Linked DNA regions of Homo sapiens: region 1 is linked to region 2. The links are chromatin loops, found by intact Hi-C in ENCODE. Cell type or tissue: Calu3. All regions are shown on one strand. Each heading gives the region's core, and the rest is flanking DNA. Links, peaks and the distances in the headings are about the cores only.

Region 1 (11,224 bases), core at 2,155-10,154, 58 kb before region 2:
TATCTACAAAAATAAAAATTAGAAAATTAGCCAGGCATAGTGGTGCATGCCTATAGTCCCAGCTACTCTGGAGGCTGAGGTGAGAGGATTGCTTGAGCCCTGAAGGTCAAGGCTCCAGTAAGCCTTGATCACATCACTGCACTCCAGCCTGGGCAATAGAGTGAGATTTCATCTCTTAAAAAAAATGGGAATGGGGGCATAGAACTAGGTAGGTAGATAGAATGTATGATAAAGGACTTAATAATTGGAAGCTCAATTTGTGTGTGTGTGCAGACACACATGTAGATGTGTGTGTGTGTATAGATATATATACTGTACATGCTTTGTTTATGAATATATATTCTTTTACATATATATCCTTTGCTTTGTAAGTGAAGCAGTCAGAAAGTTAGTATAGACAGTTTTTAACAATTTGTGTCTGGGCATCCTGTGTTCAATTTATTGATTAGTGGCTGAGTGCTACAAGTGAGATATAACGTTTTTTAGGGAAGTATAAAAGGAATATCTGTTTAGAAGTGATTTAAGAAAATCATGGAATAACTTTTTTGGTAAAAAGGTAATATCGAGTATGTAAACCCTGTGGAGAGATATATTATTGACTTTTGTAGGGTAAAAAGAGCTATAGTGGAGAGAAATTGGACTAGTTACTAAGAATATTGTTGATCTGTGTCACTTCAGAATTGTTTTTAAAATGAGTCTTGGGTATTTGGGTGTATCTTTCTATGCATAATCCTTCCAGGAAAGACACTTCCTTTTTGACTTGCTTCTCAGGTGTCTGATGGGTCAGCAAGTCTTAATAAAGACCACAGTGTGTGCCTGGCCCCATTCCAGGCTGGGCTGGAGAGGAGAATAAGAAAGGCCCGCTAGTGCTCTTCTTATGGAGCTTCTGGTCCAGCAGAGAGACAGTCAACTTATAACGAGTCAGATAATTATAAAAGTGAAATGCAAGAAGTGGGGCAGGCAACAGGAGCTGTGTCTGCTATGAAATCTTAGTGAATTCATGCACATAAAATCTATTAAACATAAGTGAATAGCTTGGTGAAATTTCAAAAAAAGTCCATGACATTTATCGGATTCCTGTATTCTAGACCTGTGCTGACTAATCCAGTAGCCACTAGCCACATGTGGCTATTTAAACCTAGACTGATTTAAATGAAATTAAAAATTTAGTTCAATCATGCTAGTCAGTAATTGCTGAGTGTTCAGCAGTCACATGTGGCTAATGGTTACCAGACCGGACAGCACAGAATAAAATACTTCCATCAGTGCAGAAAGTTCAAATGCATAGTGTTTTAGAATTTTCAGTAAATGGTAGCCACTAGGCACTGACATTTTGAGTATCTAATGTAAGGGGCCAGTGTGCCCAGGTAAGTGGATCAGGACAGGCTATAGTGTCTGTCTTGCAGTTCTCTAGAGCAGAGCTTAAGTAGTCTTCTCATTTTCTTTTTTTCTTGCTTCTTGCTTTCTCTCTCTCTCTCTCTCTCTTTTTTAAAACCTGGTTTTCCTCTGTTGCCCATGCTGGAGTACAGTGGTACAATCACAGCTCAACTTCCCAGGCTCAAGCGATCCTCCCACCTCAGCCTCCCAAGTAGCTGGGACTACAGATGTGCACCACCATGCCTGGCTAATTTTTAATTTTTTTTTTTTTTTAAAGAGAGGGTCTCTCTATGTTTTCCAGCCTGGGCTCAAGCAATCCTACTGCCTCAGCCTCCCAAAGTTCTGGGATTACAGGTGTGAACCACCACATCTGGCTTCATTTTCTTTGAATAGACATTTTCTCTTTGTATTTCCCCCCTCCTTTGTTCTCCTTATCCTTTCCCCACTCTATCCCTTCTCTGTCCTTCTGGTTCTCTTTATCCAGTTTTACTATAAAAGCATTTTACTTTTGTGCATTAAAACCAGACAAACCCATAATGAGTCTTAAAAATTACAAAAGGAGGCCAGGTGCAGTGGCTCACGCCTGTAATCCCAGCACTTTGGGAGGCTGAGGTGGGCGGATCATGAGGTCAGGAGATCGAGACCATCCGGGCTAACACAGTGAAACCCCTTTCTACTAAAAAGACAAAAAAATTAGCCAGGCATAGTGGTGGGCACCTGTAATCCCAGCAGGGCTTACACAGCCTAACCCAGGAGGTGGAGGTTGCAGAGAGCTGAGATTGCACTACTGCACTCCAGCCTGGGTGACACAGCGAGACTCCATCTCAAAAAAAAATAAAAAATAAAAAAAAAAGAATCAAATGTTCTCTATCAACTTGCTACTGTCTTTTTCAGTGATAAAAATACGTGGTAGTGGTAATTGATAATCATTTTGAGTTGAAAATGGAATAGAAGATTATATTGGAGATATGGGTAGCTGCATCAGTTTACATAGGCCTCCTCCTTTGAAAGTAAATACCACACACATGAATTGGACTGTACCACCTTCATTTCTAACTTGCTTTAGATCAAGATTTTATTGCATACAGTTATAACATGTGGCTTATAATCTATATATTACTGAGTATACCACAATGGGGTTCATTCACATATGCTTGACTAGGTTCTATCTCAATGACTACTACTTCCTTCTGCCTTTTAAAAAATGCTTAATTACACAGGTAACACATAAATATACTTTGCTTGTTAAAAATAATTCTGATTAAGCCTGGTTCTCTTTGTCTTGCTGCTATTTATATTACAACACGTGATTCTTCATTCTTCTCTGTCTTACCAAATGCATTTAAGTCTAACATTTCTTCATCTTCAAAGGATGGCAGGAATGTAAGCTCTTTCCTCTGAGTGCTTCCTTGTGCAGGTCTAGCTTACAGAGTTGGCTGTGCTCCATGTACCTGCCTTCTTGATTTTTCCAAATTGGCTCAGCTGTGATTATGCCTCCTAAATTTTATCTATGAAGAGTAGCCTCCTTAGTGACGCACTTAATGCCCAGTTCAAGTACAATTGAACCTCAGTGTCCATGGGTTCTGCATTTGGGGATTCAACTGCCCATGGAGAATACTCAGAAAAAATATTTTTACTGAACACGTGCAGACTTTCCTTGTCATTATTCCCTAAACAATATAGTATAATGAGTTACCTAGCATTTGCATTGTATTAGGTATTATAAGTAATCTAAAAATGATTTGAACTATACAGGAGAGAGGATGTGCATAAGTTATATTTTAGTACTACCCCATTTTATATCAGAGACTTAAGCATCTGAAGATTTTGGTATCTGCGGGAGGTCCTGGAACCAGTGCCCTTCAGATACTGAGGGATGACTCTACTGTTCCCTTGTATAGGAAATGGTAGAAAACGGCAGCTTCCCTTTCAGTGTCATGGAAGCTGGTGAGAGACAGTGACTCAGGAGGACTTGTGGCTAGAGGTGAACACACTAGGAGCCAGGGAAAAGTAAAACTTTCCTCTATTGCATCATCTGGTACTTTTAGCTTTTGCTCTGCAGAGCTTTTCCAATGTACTTGATCTTGTAATCATGTCCAACATGAAATTATGAGAGGCAGGACACAGATTGTTTATTCCAATAGCATTACTTCAGGCGAAGCCCTTGCTTGAAGTTAGTAGCCCTGTTAAAAAAGGTGATGTCTAATTTAAGCAGTTCCCATGTAGTGTTATTGAAGTAGCATCCATCACTTCCTGGGAAAGTTTGAACCATTTGTCTGGCCTGTGCGAATTTTGAGTGGTGAGTGCATATTCCTATTTGAATAGTACCTGCCATTACATGGCCTGAGAGTTTTAACTTCTTCCAATTGCTAGGTGTCAGTGGAGGGCAGGGAAGAGCTTCTCACTCACTAATCTTCTTTCTAAGCCCTGGAGCACTGAAATGACCAGCCTGCCTTTTACTGCTAGTGCCGCAGTGTGCACCAGAGAAAGGGTGGGTGCAGCTGAATGGAGGCTTCAGAATTTCTGTAAGAAGGGAGTTAGGGCAGGGCATTCTGGAGACCTGGGGTGGAGGTATGGTGGAGGAGGGATCGAGTACTGGGGAATTTGAAGCTATGTTTGCAAAATAAATACAGTTTTTACTCAGATTGCATATTTAGTTGGGTGGCTTTGGGAAAGTTGGCTACAGTGATAGGGAATCCAGGTGTTCTTCCCAAATCCTCTGCCTCCACTTGCCATCTCTTAACATTCTTCCTTCCCATTATCATGGTGGGAAGCTAGGGCAAAGGAAGGGTGAGAATGCCCAGGCAAGAGGCCATATTCCTGTTACTGTGGTGTAAGGATCTGAATGGGAAGGGATGAGTGTGTCTGTAATAACCTTTGGCTGCAATACGTGTTGGCTGGAGAAAAGTAAACCTTTGAGATGGTGGGGTTAGAGGAATCCGCCAAGCCAGAGTTAATAGATATTTTTGAGTTTCCTGGCTGAATCACATTTTAGAAAGTAGTTAAAACTTTGTTTTAAAATGTACTTAAAACTGTATAAGTGGGTAATAAGGTTTCTAAGAAAATTCTTTAACTAATGGCACATAGAAAACTAAGCCACAGTGAGTTGAATGTGTCACATGAGTGTATGGATATGTCCCTTTTTACTTATGACTGAGTGGAGGGAGAAAAGACGGGATGATATATGGAAAGATGATCTTGGTTAGATAATGTACAGAGACTTCTATAGCACATGTGAAACAAAGACCAGTGAAAGCTGCCCTCTACAGTGGACTGCGAAGATCAGTGGCCCTGGAATTCCATTTCTTGCCTTCTGCCTCTCAGACAGTGATGCCCACATATGGTTTCCAATCAGGATTTTTAATCTAGTATTCAGGTGAGAGACTTCAGCTTGTTAGTTTCACTCAGGTGAATGGGTGAATGTGCTGTTTTTCTCCTCTGTTAGGAAGAGCAGCTCTCGTTCTCTGCGTTGTGAAAACATTTTTAGTTCCTATGTTAATGTGATTAGACATTGATCCGCACAGTGAGTGTTATTTCCCCTGCCCTGGATTTTGCAAGTCATAGCATCCCCCAAATTGCCCAAACCTTGACAGGTTGTAATGATCCACTTACTAGTGGTCAATTCCATCTCCAGATGTTCTGATATGTTTTATTATTTGTTCAGCCTGTTTAATTTTTAAAGCAACTGTAGCAGAAGCATGATTTGAAGGACCAAACCTAAGTAAAGTCTGGGCGCTTTTTCCTTCTGTTTGGGCTTTCCGGACTCTGATGGGTAGCAGTTCTCTAAAGCCTATCCCCAATTTCTGTTTCATTTTTTTAATTGAGTCTTTTTTTCTTAACTAAAAAGCAATATACATTGTATTTATTAACACTTCATATGGGAACACACACCACTTTTGGCATAAATACTTTTGTGGTGAGCAGGCTTCACTTTCTGCCTCCCTTTTTTGCTTTGTTTTTTTCTGAGAGGGGGTAAGGTCAGTGTTAGTGTAGATGGTGATGCTTGTTTAAATATTATGATCGTGGTTAATACTGATTAACAGGTGTGCCTCACTTTTCATTTCTTCTTGGTTGTGGACGTTAGAGAGATTAAATCACAGTTGTGTGTAACAGTTACAGCACTCCCGTGTGTAGGTGTGGTCTGGCTTCCCTGGATATGCTCTGCTAGGGATGAAATGGAAAAGCAAAGACATTCAGCTGAGTAGGAACTGAGTGTTTTTGTTTTGTTTGTTTGTTTTTTTAGACAGAGTCTTGCTCTGTCGCCCAGGCTGGAATGCAGTGGTGCGATCTCGGCTCACTGCAAGCTCCGCCTCCCAGGTTCATGCCATTCTGCTGCCTCAGCCTCCTGAGTAGCTGGGACTACAGGCGCCTGCTACCACGCCCAGCTAATTTTTTGTATTTTTAGTAGAGATGGGGTTTCACCTTGTTAGCCAGGATGGTCTCAATCTCCTGACCTCGTGATCCACCTGCCTCGGCCTCCCAAAGTGCTAGGATTACAGGCGTAAGCCACCTTGCCTGGCCAGAATTGAGTATTTAATAAGGATCATAAGGTTCATTTTTATCAGAAATGAAACAAAACAAAATAGTGATTGTGGACAATTAGTAGCTTTTGTTGTCATTATTCTGATATTATTGCTCTTATTCTATTAACATGAAACTGAATTTATTTTATCTTTGAATTAAAGTTTGGGTGTTTTCCCCCACCTTTGGAAAGAGTTTCTAGAATGATCATGAGGACCAAAAGTTGTCTTTTGTGCTTGGATAGGAGAGAGAAATTTCTGTTTAACAATAAATAAATTAGCACAGCTTTCAAAGAAGAAGTAGCAAAAATTAACTTTAAATTAAAGACCATTAAGTAGTTGATCTCAGGGTAGTGGTCTCTTGATAGCTGAGAATATACCTAGGGAGCTTTGCTTTTACTGCTCGAATATGGATTTGGTTAGTAATGAATTAGAAGCCACTGAATAAAATAAATGTCTGCAGTCTATGCTGACTGAAATTTAAAAAATGAATAAATAGAGAAGGGACAGCTTTTTCTTACAGTGGAATTTTAATCACCAAGTACAAAATGAATGATAGAAATAGAAAAATCACTAAGCAAATATTACAGTAATAATTATTTTTGGCAAGAATTGTCAGTGGATACAAAAATTAGTGGGCAAAGTTTGATTAGAAACAGGATTTTGCGTAGTTTCAGAATATCTCCCTACAAGGTAATTGTTAATTCCAAATGATAGAGAAGCTGGCAGATACCACCTTAACCACATTAAAAAGTTAACATACTATGCAGCCATAAAAAATGATGAGTTCATGTCCTTTGTAGGGACATGGATGAAGCTGGAAACCATCATTCTCAGCAAACTATCGCAAGGACAAAAAACCAAACACCACATGTTCTCACTCATAGGTGGGAATTGAACAATGAGAACACATGGACCCAGGAAAGGGAACATCACACACCAGGGACTGTTGTGGGGTTGGGGGAGGGGGGAGGGATAGCATTAGGAGATATACCTAATGCTAAATGACGAGTTAATGGATGCAGCACACCAACATGGCACATGTATACATATGTAACAAACCTGCACGTTGTGCACATGTACCCTAAAACTTAAAGTATAATAATAATAATAATAAAACCCACCTCAAATCACACACTAAAAAAAAAAAAAGTTAACATCATCAATAATGAGACATGTTGTCCTCATGTAGCTCCTGATGGCCCCAAGGACACGTCTGTGATATTCTTGCCAAAAATTCATAACCTGAATCTAATCATGAGAAAGCATCAGACAAATCCAAATTAGGGGAACACTGTACAAATAACTGGCCTGGACTCTTCAAACTCATCAAAGTCACAAAAGGCAAAGATAAATTGAAGAACTGTCCCAGATTGGAACGTCAAGGAGATACCACAGCTAGGTACAAGTTGGTTACCTGGATTGGATCTTAGACTGAAAAAAAGACCTTAGTGGAACAATTAGTGAGATTTGAATAAGGCCCGAAGATGCTTTAATTCTATTGTATCGAAATATAAATGTCATTATTTCAATACTATGATTATCATTAGGGGAAGTTGGAATGGCATTTAGCAACTAAATTTAGAAAGTGTTATTAGGGGAAGTTGGGGGAATGGCATTTGGTAACTCTCTATACAAGTTTTGCAACTTTTTATATAATGGTCTGGTGTGATTTTGAATGATTTGGAAATTCTCGGTTGGCAGAAAGAAGATAAATGCATACCACAAGATACCTCTTCATAATCTCTTTTATTCTCTAGGATTGTCAGGTGTAGCAGTCAATTTTACAGTACTTGTGAATATCCTCAAAAAATTGATTGTAGCCCTTTTACCTGCAGCCTGATTTAGTCTTCTAATAATCATCCTAACACAAGTATTAATATTTCAATTTTACAGTTGTAAAAATGGAGGTCTTGAGCAATAGTGACTTAGCTCCAAATGACAGTGGAACCAGGAATTTAACCTTTTGTATCATTTGTTGTTGTGTTTTTTTTTTGTACAGCTCTCATCTAAAGCCAAAAATATAATAGAAATATTTCAGAAAATTAGTTCTAATCTGCAAAATCCAACAGACAACATCAAGGGGTAGATCTTTTGTAAATCTTATGTTTATTGCTTTCTAAGTAATTTCAGCCTCTTGAGTGTAGCTTCTGTATGTCCTGTCTCATTGTATGCTAGGCTTCCAGACCAAAGCTTTACTCATGGTAAGCTGTCAACAAATATTTAGAAAAAATGTGACTGGGTGCAACTGGCTCATGTCTGTAATCCCAGCACTTTGGGAAGCCAAGACAGGAAGATCACTGGAAGCTGGGGGTTTGAGAGCAGCCTGGGCAACATAGCGAGACCCCATCTTTACAGAAAATTAAGAAATTAGCCAGTTATGATGGTGCATGCCTGTAGTCTCAGCTACTTGAGAGGCTGAGGAGGGAGGATTGCTTGAGCCCGGGAGTTTAAGGCTACCTGAGCTATGATTGTACCACTGCACTCCAGCCTGGGTTGACAAAGTGAGACCTCATCTCTTAAAAAAACAGTAATACAAAAGATGCAAGTCTAAATGAGGGGAACTAGGGAAGAGAATGGTGCATTCTATGGGTGTCTTCATTCCAAAAGGACCAAATAGAATGAGAAGCAAAGTAATTAACTTCTTGTAATCACAGCTTTCAATTAAAAAATTGATTTACCTTAGTAAGTCTTCGTTCCATACAAACCTTTGACTTAAATGAGAAATCCAAAGTACCATAAAAGACAAAAAAATTAGAAATCTATGACTTCCCTGTTGGCAGTAGTATGTACTCCAATGAAATTTATTTTTCTAATTTAAAATTAAACATCCATCTCTACAGTTGTTTACTTTTTACTGCATTAATTTCTGTCATTTTTCACATTAACATTTCATCTGTATCTAAAACATCTTCCGTTTGCCTTGTCTTCCATAAACTGTATTTGACATTTATATAAATTGCTCATCATTGAAAAAGAATCAGAATTTTTAGGGGTTGACTTTGAAGGATTTAAAAGGAGGTCATCAGTCCACAAACTATTTTAGATGAGGGTGAGTGGGGTACAAGACTGTCTTCTGGAATCAAAGAAGGTGGTGGTTAAAAAAAGATTCATAGAATATTATTGAGGTCTCTTGGGCCCAGATGGTATCACCCCCCAAGTCATGTTGGTCCAGAAGCTGACGTAGCATTTGTTTGTCCTCCACCCATGATGAATTAGCGACAAAGTCAGGAACTGAACTCTGGTTCCTAAATGCCTCCTATCACTTCATTTGCTTGTACCTTCTGTCTCCAACTCTGAATTTTATTTGAGACATCTTTGTCTTTCAGGAAAGATGTCTGGGTAGCATTATAACAGATGAATAAAGTTGACTTTCAGTGTAATAAAAGTCCAACCACACTGTTGAAAGAACTATGGTAAAATACATATAACATGATATTGCGCATAATTTTTTTTGTAAAGATTGCTAAGGAGCTTTAAGGTACCAGATGAAAATGCAACATTTTCTCCCCAACTGGAGAAAGAAAATTTGGATAAAAATGTTTTTATAATTAAAGTTATGTTTTACCACACTTTACTTGGAATGAGGAAGACCAAACTTGTTTTGTGGTCCTTTATACATTTTAGCTAATTTAGATTCATTTGCGAAATAAACAACTTGAGATTATTTATAAGGGAAAGGATTAGATTTTGAATGCATTATAAAAGGTATAATATTTGTTAAATACAATTTTAGCTGCATCATTTTCTTACTCCAGTTTTCTCAAAGCAGATGTCCTTTCCTTAGTTGCAAGAACGTCAATGTAGGTGTGTTTTGTGCCAAAAAAAGGTGATAGTTTAGAGTTGGAGTTGTCAGGGCTAAAACTCTGTCCTGTATGAACTTACTGGATGTCTGGAAGGCTAATATCAAATGTGATTTGATTTGATTTATATATGATTTATATATGAGAAAATCTTTATTTTCTCATATATAAATCTTTAAGTTATGTCAATATATTTACATTTGACATCAATGGAATTAAAATGTTTAGAATGCTGGTTTAAGAGCAGTTAGCTTTTCCTGCATCTGCCTTTAAAAATAACTAATTTGAAATGTCATTCAGTTAAGTGTGAATTGTTGTTGTTTACTAGTAAACCTTTGGTTTATGTTGCCATCTGAAATGGAAATAGGAGTCTAGTTGCAAGAAATATTTTAGGCATTTCTTTTCTACCAGAGTCTGAGATGTCAATGTCCCATAACCGAGGGCTCTAGGAAGTGACTCTTGTCAGAAGACATGATTTTTATATTGTTTAAAAGGTACTCTTTCCTAGGTGACAAATGACATTTGCATAATTCCTGAGATGCTGTCTACCTGACTTTAGTTTTTCAGGATTCCAAAGCTAGAACTTTAATTTCAAAAAATTCTTAAATGAAGATATAGAGAAAGGAAGCATCTTTAATACAGGAATATGAATAATTTTAGAAGTCCCTGTAATAAAATTTTGTTGTCTGGTCTTGGTAGCCACTGACTGAAGGTAGAAGGTGATCAATGAGTTTTGTAACTGCTCCCTTCAGCAGTGATTCTCAGCTATGGTGGTGGAGTGGGGATGACTTGAAAATTGTTGCATGTGTTTTACTACATGAACAGTGTGGAGAAAAAGAGGTTTGCAAACAATTGGTGTAGAGAAAGTATAATAAGCAAAGCCAGAAAGAGAAATCAAAAGGCTGGTAACTCAGGGCACTATGATGACTGAAGTCTCAACCTTTTATGTCTCTGGTTTCAGATTGCCTGTTTGGTACCTGTGGACCAGTTTCAACTTTATCAGAGGTTAAAATTTGAAAGAGGTATGAACTCTTCTTTTTTTCCTGATGATGAATGTGGTTTTACATGTGTCATTTTTACACTAACCCACATGGAAGATAAAGGCAGCTATGGGCTGTCAACAAAGCCTCAAGGGTACTCTAAAAGGAGAATACTGTAATTGCAACATAAAATTTCAAGCCTCTAAGCTACCACCAGAAAAAAATGCAGACTAGCAGGAAACAGAACTTTCCTTATGTTGTTTGTTTTGTATTTTTAATTTGGCTCATGTAAGAAAGGTTTTGCAAAATTTAGATGGCTTTATAATCACAATAATACAAAAGAAAGTGACCCTCGAAATGGGTTTTACCACTAATTTTCGATTCTTGAAGATCACTTCGAAACATTACCAGCCCAAACATTTTTACTGCTCCTCAGAATACATAACACCTGTTTTTTTGATACTACTTTTGTAATCATGGTAATAACAGAGTATGGATATGTATCATTCTTGTGCAATTTACAATGTATTGGACTGATTTTCTT
Region 2 (11,224 bases), core at 1,269-9,268:
CCTATGTCACTCAGAAGCCCAGAGAAAATATTAATTAATTTCCAATTTACTTGGAGGCAGGATGAAAATAATAGGTTGGTCTCTCCTTCTGACCACCCAAGATGCCAGCCACCCTGAATGCTTTTTCTTGTCCCTTCATGTTTTGGATCCAAACTAGCTAAATCAGGATCTTTTAGAGGTTTTCTCTAAATAAGCTAGCAAGCATTTACCTGTTTGAAACAAAACCCACAGACCTGCTTGCCTAATTTTGGCAACCAAAACCCTGTGGCTGTGAGCAAGTTTGCCTCCGTTTTGATCCATGATGTGTATGACAATATATTTTTTGGCTGTTCTAAAGCAGACTGCCAATTAGATCCAAATGTGTCAGACAGACTCAGAGAGGGTACTAGTGGCCAAGTTTCCATTAGTGGTTACTACTGATTGATGCCTGCAGCTTTCTGTTCATGTACAAATAGAAACCTATTCTCATCTTTGATCTTGGGGTTGGGAGTTGAGGTAATGAGGAGAAAGTCCCGGAACACAATTAAATCTCTTTGTATCTCTCAACTTGTAACTTTTGTTTTCCATTTAACACAGGAAAGACTCTGAATATTAGGAAGTTGTGATTCTCTTGTTCAGACTAGGGCATGCTTTTCATTTGCTCAGATACAGAAGGATATAGGGAGAAGGAAATAAACCATGTTTATGGAAACACAGCTCTGTGCCTGTAACGGTGTTAGATGCTTTCCCACGTGACCTCATCCAATTCCCTAACAACTCTAGAAAACGAGGATTCATATTCCACATACTCTTAAGGAAACTGCGTTTCAGAGGAGAGGGAGAAAAATACATTCTTCTGTGTTGCGCACATTGTAAGTGGCAAAACAAGTTGAAACAGGCAACTGTTGGCCTCAATGGCCTGTGGTATTTCCACTCCACGGTATAACAATGTAAGTGATTATGGTGTTAATCCTCCTGGTACTGCAAAAGAGCTTTATGAAAACCTTGAATGCACAATGGGAATGGGAACTATTCTGAACAGTTTATTTAGTCTAGAAGCTTACCTGTGAGTCATCATAGACCAATACAAAAAAAATCAGAAACCTAATTTCTAGATTTTAGCCTTTGCATTAATACTTAGAAATAAGCTGGTCTGTCTATCTATCTATCTATCTATCTATCTATCTATCTTAGTCTCTGCCTATAGTTTCTGAAACCAGAATCTTGTTCTGAGAAGTAAACTGTGCAAGGGGAAAGGATGAAGGAGAAAAAAAGCCAAGCGAACCTCTTTTCTTTGTAATGAGTCATATTGCCTGCACTTGGATTTTCACTGACACCAGCTAGGACAGTTTCTGCCCCTCCTCTCTCAAGGAAGACCTTAATGATGGTTCACAGGGCCTGAATCTTATCTGTGGTACCAATTAATTCTGGAAACTAAAAGTGTACTCATTTGAATTTATGTTTAAAATTTTTTTCTTTCTCCCTCCTATACTTATTTTCTAGGGAAGTAATTTGACATTTGGGTCTGCATTACACCAAAGTGAGTGAAAGATACTTTGCTACAGTTTTTCAGGGAAGGGAGGTTTATTTAGCTGTGGTAAATAGCCTAGAACAGAGGTTGGCAAACTTTTTCTGTAAAGTGCTGTATCGTAGGTACTTAAGGCTTTGTAGGCCATACGGTCTTTGTGGTTACAACCCAACTGTGCTGTTGTAGTGTGAAAGCAGCCAGTCAACACATAAATGAGTCAGTACGGTTGTGTTTCAATAAAACTTTATTTATGCAAACAAGAGAGGGGCCACATTTGGCCCCTGAGCTGCGGTTTGCCAAACTTTGGCCTAGAACATATCTCAGGTTTTTCTCTGTGTTTGACACCTACTGCCAAGCACATAGTAAGTGCTCAATAAATAATAAATGTTTTTAAATAACTGCACATGTAAAGGAACAATAGAACTCTTTCCAGACTTTATAACTAGCAACTATGTTATACATTAAGGAATGAGTTGGTAGGAGTAGAGTCAATCTACAGATAGAAGAATAAAGCATGAGAGGTTAGGGCCTCAAGAAGCTGCAGGCAAATTTTCATGTAGAATTCAAGCTCCCTGACTCTAATCAGTGGTGCATTTACTGAGCTCCTTTGGTGCATGCAAGTTTATATTATTTTACCATTTATTTTAAGGAAATCTATGTCTTTCAAAGAGAATAATATTAATTTCTGTTGCATCAGATAAGCTCCTCTGGGTTGCAAGAGATAGAAAACCCAGTTCAAACAAGCTTAAACAATACAGGGAAGTTGTTGGCTGATGAAACAGAAAAGTCTTGATATAGAGTAGGCTCCAGGCAAGCTTGACTCAGGCACCCAAAGTCACCAAGAATCCAGTTCCTTTCTGCCTCCTTGTTCTGCCTATCACTTGGTCATCTTCATTGTCAGATTCCACCCTATGGGGTGCTCCTTAAGGTTTTCTTGCTTGGGATGGTGGAATAGGGAAAATGAACTAAATCCTCCTCAAACTTTTGCTGACCTTGGCCAATTGAAGAAACAGAGCACAGATAAAAAATGGACTAACGTGTCCTGGCTGGTGAGTGGGAAGCCGAATGAAACTGGGCAAGTCAACTGAATATTTGGCAGTCCTGAAGACTGGGAACAGACCAGGGAGTAGATGCATTCTAGGGAGAGGAACATCTTTGGAGGTATGCAAGAGTCCAGCAAGTTTGCTTAGTCCAAAGTTGTTTAGAATCACTGGAGTATAAAGAGTAGGGGGGATGTAAGGATGGATGGACAGGTAGGAGAGGACCAAATCCTGAAGTGACTTGAAGAAATCAGCTTTTATCTCCAAGATAACTAGGGCATTGCTAAAGTTTGAGCAAGGTAGTGACGAGATGAAACTTACGTGTGAGAAAAATTATGTTGATAGTTTTGTGGAAGGAGGTTGAGGGAGAAGTAGGGAGAAAAGCAATGAACCTGATATAATTAACTGGATGTAGCATATGATGGTGGGTATGAACAAGAGAAGAAGAGTAAGAGAGCCATTTAGATAGAATGAACCTGCTGGATATGGGGGAGAGTGAATCAACCAGAATGATGCTGGTCTTCTATTTCAGGAGCTGTGTGCATGGTAAGGCCACAGATCATGACAAATAAATAACATTTCCCTGCATTTCCTTTTGAGGGCACGGACATGGGAATCTGGGGTGTCTTGTTTATTTTTCCAGATATGCTGAATGGGAAGAACCCGAATAAAGGTGACAGTCTCCAGACAGTATTCTAGTTGCTCAAGTCATGGTAGAGTCTATGCAAGGTCTGTAACCAGTTTATACCCATGGTCCATGGGTATACTGATGGTCTGAAGGATAAGTGAAGAGCCCAGGCCAGATAGAATTCAGACGTAGCCCCAGAGGCCCTGGCTACTCAGTCTTTTCAAATACTACTGGGTGGAAACCACTGTGAGGGAAACTTTTCTGTCTAACCTTTTTTGGCTTCTGTTGCTAATGGAACATATTCTAGGCATCAAAGCCATTGTCAGTTCTGAAGGAGAAAAATGCCTCTCTTCGGCTTTTGTAAATATCCTGGCTGGGGGATTCACCATATGCAAATGCCTTAGGCATCCTGGCGGTGAGGGCACAGAACACTGTGTCCATCTGTGACTCAGCCAGGCCCCACAAAGAGCAATCACCAAACCCGCAGAGGGAGAAGGAGAATTGGAAGGAGCCTCGGCATTGTTCTGGCCATGGGAACGTATGTTGGGAATATTGTTCCAGCCACTGCAAAAGGGCTCCCAGCATTGCTTCCCAGGAAACATCATGCGTTACACTGGTGACAGTAGCAGCCGCACAGGTTGAATGACCACTGGGGGAGCGGTGGATAGATGCTCACATAGCAGTGTGGGCAGTTATGGCTTTGCAGGACACCATCCCCCTCCACAGGGGCTCAGCTCAGCACGCCTCTAAAGGCCTGAACGGAAAGAATTGTGGGTGGGAGCCAAAGGAACACATTATTTAAGAGAGATTGGTTCTTTAGTTAGAAAATGCTTAGAGATATGGCAGAAAGGATTCTAAATTGAAATGCAGTGACATTCTCATTAGATCCAGGAAGTCTTTGAAACTTTCAGACTGAGTTAGTTGCTTTTCAGGTAAAACCAGTCCCCAAGCCATAGCTGAATTGGTAGTGCAGCATTAGGCAAATAGGCAGATGTGGCATACAAAGAAATACGAAAGACAGCTATGAATGTTGGAGAAGAAAGCTTTTTTCTACTCTCTACCTTCCTTACTTCTCTGGATCCTTCTTTCTTGTCTATTAACAATGCTGTCTCTTGGCCGGGTGCGGTGGCTCACCCCTGTAATCCCAGCACTTTAGGAGGCCGAGGCGGGTGGATCACCTGAAGTCAGGAGTTTGAGACGAGCCTGGCCAACATGGTGAAACTCTGTCTCTACTAAAAATTAAAAAAATAAATAAAAATCAGCCAGGTGTGGTGGCAGGCCCCTGTGACCCCAGCTACTTGCAAGGCTGAGGCAGGAGAATCACTTGAACCCAGGAGGCAGAGGTTGCAGTAAGCCGAAATCGAGTCATTGCACTCCAGCCTGGGCAACAAGAGTGAAACTCCATCTCAAAACAACAACAACAACAACAACAACAACAACAACCTCTCTCCTGATATTATGGCAAAAAAAGAGTTCCCTGAGACTTGGTTTTAGATACAAATGAACAAATGAAGTAGTAGGGATTCTGTTCAATCTAGTTCAGCATCCTCTGTTGAATGTTCACTATGGGTGGGGCATTGTGCTATGGATGAAGGTCAGGGGAGGTGGTAAAACAAGACACAGTCCATATTCCCAAGGTGCTCACGGTCTATGGTGGAAGACGGGCATCTTTTAAAGTAAATGTTACACAAATCAAACTGTAGTAAGTGCTCTAAGAAAGGTATAAACAAGATAGAAAGACAAGTGAAGGTATTCTGACTAGAGACATAGGAGAGATGCAGGAAAGAACTGAACTGGGTAGAAAGATGGAGTAAGAGGGAGTGCAAGAGCAAGATGGCAACAGTGAGAGATAGACAAGGCACTAGAATGTTCTGAGAGTAAACGTCCCCACATAAACACTGCTGGGTTGGGTGGCATGGCAGAGAGCCCCCCATGAATAACTTGCTTCTCTCAGGGTATTGGAATTGGGACAGTTGCTCTTCCATGTTTAGAAAAGTTTAACACCTGACTGAGAGTCTGAGACAGGCTAAAGAAGGGCTGCTCCTCTTTGGGGATGGGGGGGTTCCCCAAGAACAGACTAAACACAAAGGCTCCTCTGACCTTTCACAGTTAAATGACTGTGCCAGGACAGGAGAAAAGTAAGAGTTTTTCCTGGTCTGTCTTTCCTTAGTTAATATTTATCAAGAGTCTTTCCCGGGTGCTGTGGAAACCCCCTGATCACAAGGAATGTGAAGTAAGATGGAGGAGATACAGAAGTTGGTTTTATCGCTTTAAATATGACACTGATGTTTTTCAGAGACCCTGGAGATCCTGAAACCATTCATCTATCAAAGCCTTTCTCTTAGGCCTCTATTCTGTGCAAGCCATGAAAGAACAGGCCTTCATGAAGTCTTGCTTTATATATTTTTTGAGACATGCATTTCTGAAAACTGGACTAAATTATATGCTTGCCTGATTTTGATTCAGCGACTGCCTCTAGAGATGATTGGGTTGGAGTATTATGAGGAATTTTCACAGTCAACAAAGCCCAGCCTAAGAAAAGTGGAGAAATGCAGGTGCCAACCCACAAGTCCTACAGAAGACGAGGGGTGGGGTGTGGAATGTGGACAGGGCAGAAAGTCACATTTCTTGAAGAACTTTATTCACCAGGCACTGTGCTAGGTACTTTAGAGGCAATCCTTAGTCTCCACTGTGTCCTGAATGAAATAGGTGGCGTCCCTATACAACAATGAAGAAACTGAGACCTGAGTGGTTAAGTAACTTGCCTAAGGCTCATCTACTCAGCAACGATGCAGCCATTATTTGCAGGCCAGAATCCAAGACTTACTACCTGCTCAGCTGCCCTGGGGAGAGAGATGCTCTATCAGAAAACAAACAATGCTATTCTTTCATTGTGCTAATACCAGGAAAGGAGGAAGTGCAAACAGTACTACCCCTCCAACAATCTTGCTGCTGCTAGGGCAAGACTTCTCAAACTTTTTTGTCCACCACTGTAGTAAGAAATACATTTTAAAGGAAGACCCAGTGCAGTTGTATATAAATCTTCACATTTTAATATGTGGAATTAAATGAAGCAAGTCTTATGTTAAGTAAGTGGGTAGTGCTCTGACTTCTATTGAAGTAATTTGATCTATTAGTTCATAAAAAAATAAAATGCTGATCCTGATTCTGCAGGTTGGGGGTCGTCTGCACAGTAAAAGCATTCTTTGGGTGTAACAGATTGGAGATTTGTTTGCACTTTTGGACAAAGGAATTTTCACAGCGTCTTTCCTCTTTTGCATTCATTTCTCTGGCTAAGGACCCAAGGTTAACATTTTATGACTTATTTTTCCCATAAAGGCTGTTTGGTTCTATGATCTCCAAGAGCCTTTCACTCTACTTGTGTGTAGGGTTACATCCCATAATATATGCTACATCTTCACGTTCCTGAGAACGAAGGGCGCTAGTGTAGCCCTAATCTGTGGACGACATTCGCACAGACACAGCTCTGAGGGTGTGTGCATATCAGGCAGGTTAACGCTTGAGGAGGGCTCCCTGGTCCTACCCCTACTGTGGGGCATAGACTATTTTTAGATGCAAAAGGTTGGAAAAGCAGTTGCTCATTCCTGTTAAAGTATTACATCAATTTTCTTTTTAAAGGAACAGCTAAACTATATTCTCTAATGTGTACACAATCATAGAGGAATTTCGAATGTGAGAAAGTTGATCATGTCTGCTTTTTAAAAAATTTTCCATTATCTAGGTTAGGTTATATAGATTTCCCCCTTAAGACTTCTGCTTTTTAAATCAGCAATTTTAAACTTCATCCACTGAATTTTTTGCTAGAGTTGGTGGTCCCTGGTGCCATCCCACATAGTGTTGAAGAGGGTTGGGGAGAGAGGTGGTGTTTGATGAGCTGGGCTTTATGGTCTATAAAGGGGACCCCATCTGAATATCATGCTTCCCAGATTTGTGGGAAGGAACCTGCAGGCACAATCTTTTTGAAGCAACTTTGTGTGCTATGACGTGCCGGGCAGATAGAAGCAATGATCACTATTAGATGTGGCGCTAAGAGAAACGCTCTTTATCCTGATGGTAAAAGATGGCAGGCATTTCCACGGCGCAAATGAGGATTGTAACAAGTTGCTGCTCTATACCTGCTCACAAAACCTGTTACTCTATACTTGACCAATAAATCAAACATTTACTGATTCCTTATTATATACTAAGCATTGTGCCAGGTTTTTGTGGAGGCTGAAAAAATACGAGATATGCTCTCTGCACTTTAGGTGCTTATAATTGAGCTTCAGGGAGAATATAAATGAAAAAAAAAGGGGGAAAGTCCATCATTACAGGATGGCATGTAATTTAGTGCTAAATGGTGTGCTGCAGACCATGAGAGAAAAACTGAATGGTCAGAAGAGTCCGAGGAACTCAGACCTGCCTCATGGTCTGTGAAGGAACATCTGTGTTGGAAACCAGAGAGAGGAATGAGGAAGCACCAGAGGTCTGTTTATCTGAAAAAACTCTACTGAGTAACCTGTAACCCTTGGGTTTTATCTGAACTTCTTTGTGGTGTGGATTAAACTCAGGGCTCAAGACAACCCATGCACTATAGCACCGACTGAAGGTCTTGGTAAATAACTTAATTGAAGGACCATGACTTCTGCATCTTGGTGTCTTAGTCTGCACAGCCTGCATAACAAAATGGCTGAAACAATAGTAATTTTATTTTTCCCAGTTCTGAAGGCTAAGGAAGTCCAAGATCAAGGTTTTGGCAAGGAGGGTTTCATTCTGAAGACGCTTCTCTTCGCTTGTAGGCAGCTGCCTTCTTGCTGTGTGCTCACATGACCTCTTCTTTGAGAGAACTCTGGTCTCTTTCCTTCCTATAAGGGCACTGATCCCATCATGGGGATTCTACCCTCATGACCACATTTAAACCTCCCAAAAAACCCCACTTCAAAATATCAATACGTTGGGGACATCAACATATGAATTTTGGAGGGACACAAACATTCAGTCCATAACACTTGGTATGCTCAAGTTGTATGATGGAAAGGAGAAAGGGAGAAGCTTACCAGAGGGTCCACTTCCTCAGTGAACTTTGCTACAGAGAAAGTGCATCCTAGCTACTCTATCCTTATCATTTGATGTGCTCAGTTCTTTCAAGGGCACACTGATTTCAGCATCTTCATCACAGTTGAAATCAAGGCTCTGAATGTTAAATTGGAAGGCTGCTGTGCACCAATTTTTGTGTTTAGTATTAAGGCCTCTTGAATGCATGCTTTTGAGAAATGTATACTGCTCTGTGCAAATCATACAATTTATCCATCAGCTTCCATCATTAATTTAACATATGGGTAGCAGAGAAGCCACTACTCACTCAGTTCTCAACTGACTGCCTTAATGATGCTTTCTCCCCCGTCCTTGGTTCTTCCACTTAGTATTTCTAGTGTCATCTTCCTCCTATTTGATTCTTCTTCACTGCTTCTTCCTCCTTGCTCAGGAAGACATGAATAAAGAAGCAGTGAGTTGTTTGTTTCTTTATTTTCCTGCCTGTGTACTAGAAGGAGCCAGACCTGGTACATTCATTTGAGATAAGCAGGGTTGGGTTGTAGTTAAATGTTTGCAGAGAATGTTCCAAGGAAAACAGAGTATGGGGGTTTAGATGGGGAAAGTGCCCTCTGAGTCAGTATCAGATGAGGCCTCTGTTGTGGTGCTGGGAAGGTGGTGCTTGGGCTATGGAGAAACAATCCCACAACCTGAATAATAGCCTGTGGCCAACAGAATTCTGTGTCTTTTCTTCCAAGTAAAGCCGGCTACTGGGCAAATTCCAACTCGGGTGATCCCATTGTTTTCAACATTAATCATTCTCAGAAATATTGAGTTTTCTAAAGTGTTTTGCCAAGGCGGCCCTTGGAAACCTGTCTATGCTTCTGGATGAACCAACCTAAGTCACATCACTCCAGATATCATGGAGGATATCCATATGGTTATATGGAATCATAGAAACTTGTGGACGGAGGAGACTTAGGGATTATCTAGTCCAACCTTCTTGATTTCAGGTAAGGAAAGCAAAGCTCCCTGGCTGGTATCTTTTGCCAAGTGGCAAAAGAACTGGGCCTCTATCTGGGCTTCCTGACTCTCACTCAATTCATGGTTCTGTTGAATATGCCCTGGTTTGGAAAGTCTATGTTTTGTTTTGTTTTTCTGTTGCGATAGGCTTCCTTTGAGGATTGCCTGGTATTTTAGCAAAATGCTGGGAATTTTACAAGCTCATGGTTTAATAGCCAGGGTTGGCATTGATTTCACCTCTAGCAGAGCTAGTAGCGGATATAGAGGTGATAAATAAAGCTTAGAAAATGTGCTGGGATAAAATCTGTTAAGTCAACAAAACTAAAGCCATGTTTCATTCAAGACTGAATTTTGTTCTTAATTCATTCTGGGGTCAGACTGGAACATAGGCTTTCCCTAGGCAGTTTTCACGGGCAATGGTATGAAGAGCTTCTCTGTCTTTAGGCATTGCGATATATATTGAGGGAGGGGAGGGTATGGTATTAGAGAGAAGGAGAGAAGGAGAGAGCAGTGTAGCCAGGAAGGAAATGACATTTATGATTTGTGTCAAGAAACATATTTTTCTTCTCTATTATGGTCTTTTTATTGAAATACAGGTTATCTAACATCTTAAGGCTTCCTCTGATAAGAAGGAAAATAAAGATTAATTAACAATGTGTTTTATGGCAGGTTGTGTGTTCATAAAAGGTCTTTTGACGGGAAGCCAGGAGACCAAGTAGCCTCAGCTGTACCACTAAGAAGTCAAGAGCACCCAACAAGTCATTTCTACGCCTTGACCTCCAGTTTTGATTGTTTTTTTTTTTACTATGTTGCCCAGGCTGGAGTGCAGTGGCACGATCTCGGCTCACTGAACCTCTGCCTCCTGGGTTTAAGCGATTCTTGTGCCTCAGCCTCCTGAGTAGCTGGGACTACAGGTGTGCGGCACTATGCCCAGCTGTTTTGTATTTTTAGTAGAGATGGGGTTTCACCATGTTGCCCAGGCTGGTCTCAAACTCCTGGCCTCAAGATCCTCCTGCCTTGGCATCCCAAAGTGCTGAGGTTATAGGCATGAACCGCCGTACCCAGTCAAACCCCAGTTTCTTTATAGTGTCATGAAGAGGTGCATTATTAATAGATGACTTCTTGGGTTTTTTTCTAGCTTTGAAATTCTAGATTATCACTTAGAGCAAGAGATCTTGTTCCTGAAACCATTCTGATTGGGTTGTGTATTCTGCCACACAGAGCAACGGCTGCTAATGCATACAGTCCAGAATTGCCTGGTTTGCTCATTAGCACCCTGATGATCATGAGTCCAAGGCTGCCTTCCTTCCCCTACCAGAAGCTGATTAGGAAGCTTTCATAATCTGGAGATGGATGGGATGTCCCAGAGACATCTTGTCCAAAGGATTCTTTCATCCCTTGTCTTGAAGGCTTGTTGTGCTGCAGGCACCTTGCTCAGTGTCTGCCCTGGGAGGGTAGTCCCCTTCCTCTCACAGGACCTCTCACCTGGTAGAGGTCATGAAGTGCTCTTGGCAAGTATTTTTGATTGTTTGAGGCAAGACTCAGGTGGTGTTAAATGAAACTGGCCCAGGGACATTCCCTAATGGCTCAGTGCTCAGCCACTTCACTTTTGGGCCACAGATCAGCCTTTTCTGGCTGCCCCTTGGAACTGCTGATTCCCTCAGGCTGCTACTTCAGGTCTTAGGGCTAGCCCTTCTTTCAGGGAGTCTCTAACACTTGCCCAGCATGTACTCTGTTCACATAGCGTTCTAACTACTCGTCTACATGGCATCCAATGGTTTTTGGCCCCAATCTTACATCTTAAACACACACACACACACACACACACACACACACACACACACACAGACACACATACACACACACACACACGCTTTTTTATAAATTTTAATTTTTTTGTTTTTGAGAGACAGGGTCTCGCTCTGTCACCCAAGCTGGAGTGCTGTGGCGTGATCACAGTGTTTGCCACCATGCCTGGCTAATTTTTAAATTTTT

The links. A loop is a pair of places that touch in the nucleus more often than their neighbours do. Peaks named below come from ENCODE experiments on the same cell type or tissue, not always from the same donor. Only the 100,000 strongest peaks of a DNase experiment are listed, where the experiment ranks them.
Region 1: it touches region 2 in a loop (5-fold over the local background); 9 of 110 quality-filtered maps call a loop at or near these places.

Annotation. Positions count from the first base shown.
Region 1 is chr6:18,429,023-18,440,246 of GRCh38, forward strand. RNF144B (ring finger protein 144B) reads left to right here. Exons shown (of 8, transcript NM_182757.4): 4 at 10,662-10,722. Among named protein-coding and RNA genes, the nearest start is that of RNF144B, 47 kb to the left of the region's middle. In Calu3, for the core only: no CTCF peak of the experiment used is centred there; no DNase peak of the experiment used is centred there.
Region 2 is chr6:18,487,788-18,499,011 of GRCh38, forward strand. LOC105374955 (a long non-coding RNA gene) reads left to right here and starts at 9,073. Exons shown (of 4, transcript XR_926549.3): 1 at 9,073-9,219. In Calu3, for the core only: no CTCF peak of the experiment used is centred there; a DNase peak (open chromatin) is centred at 5,764.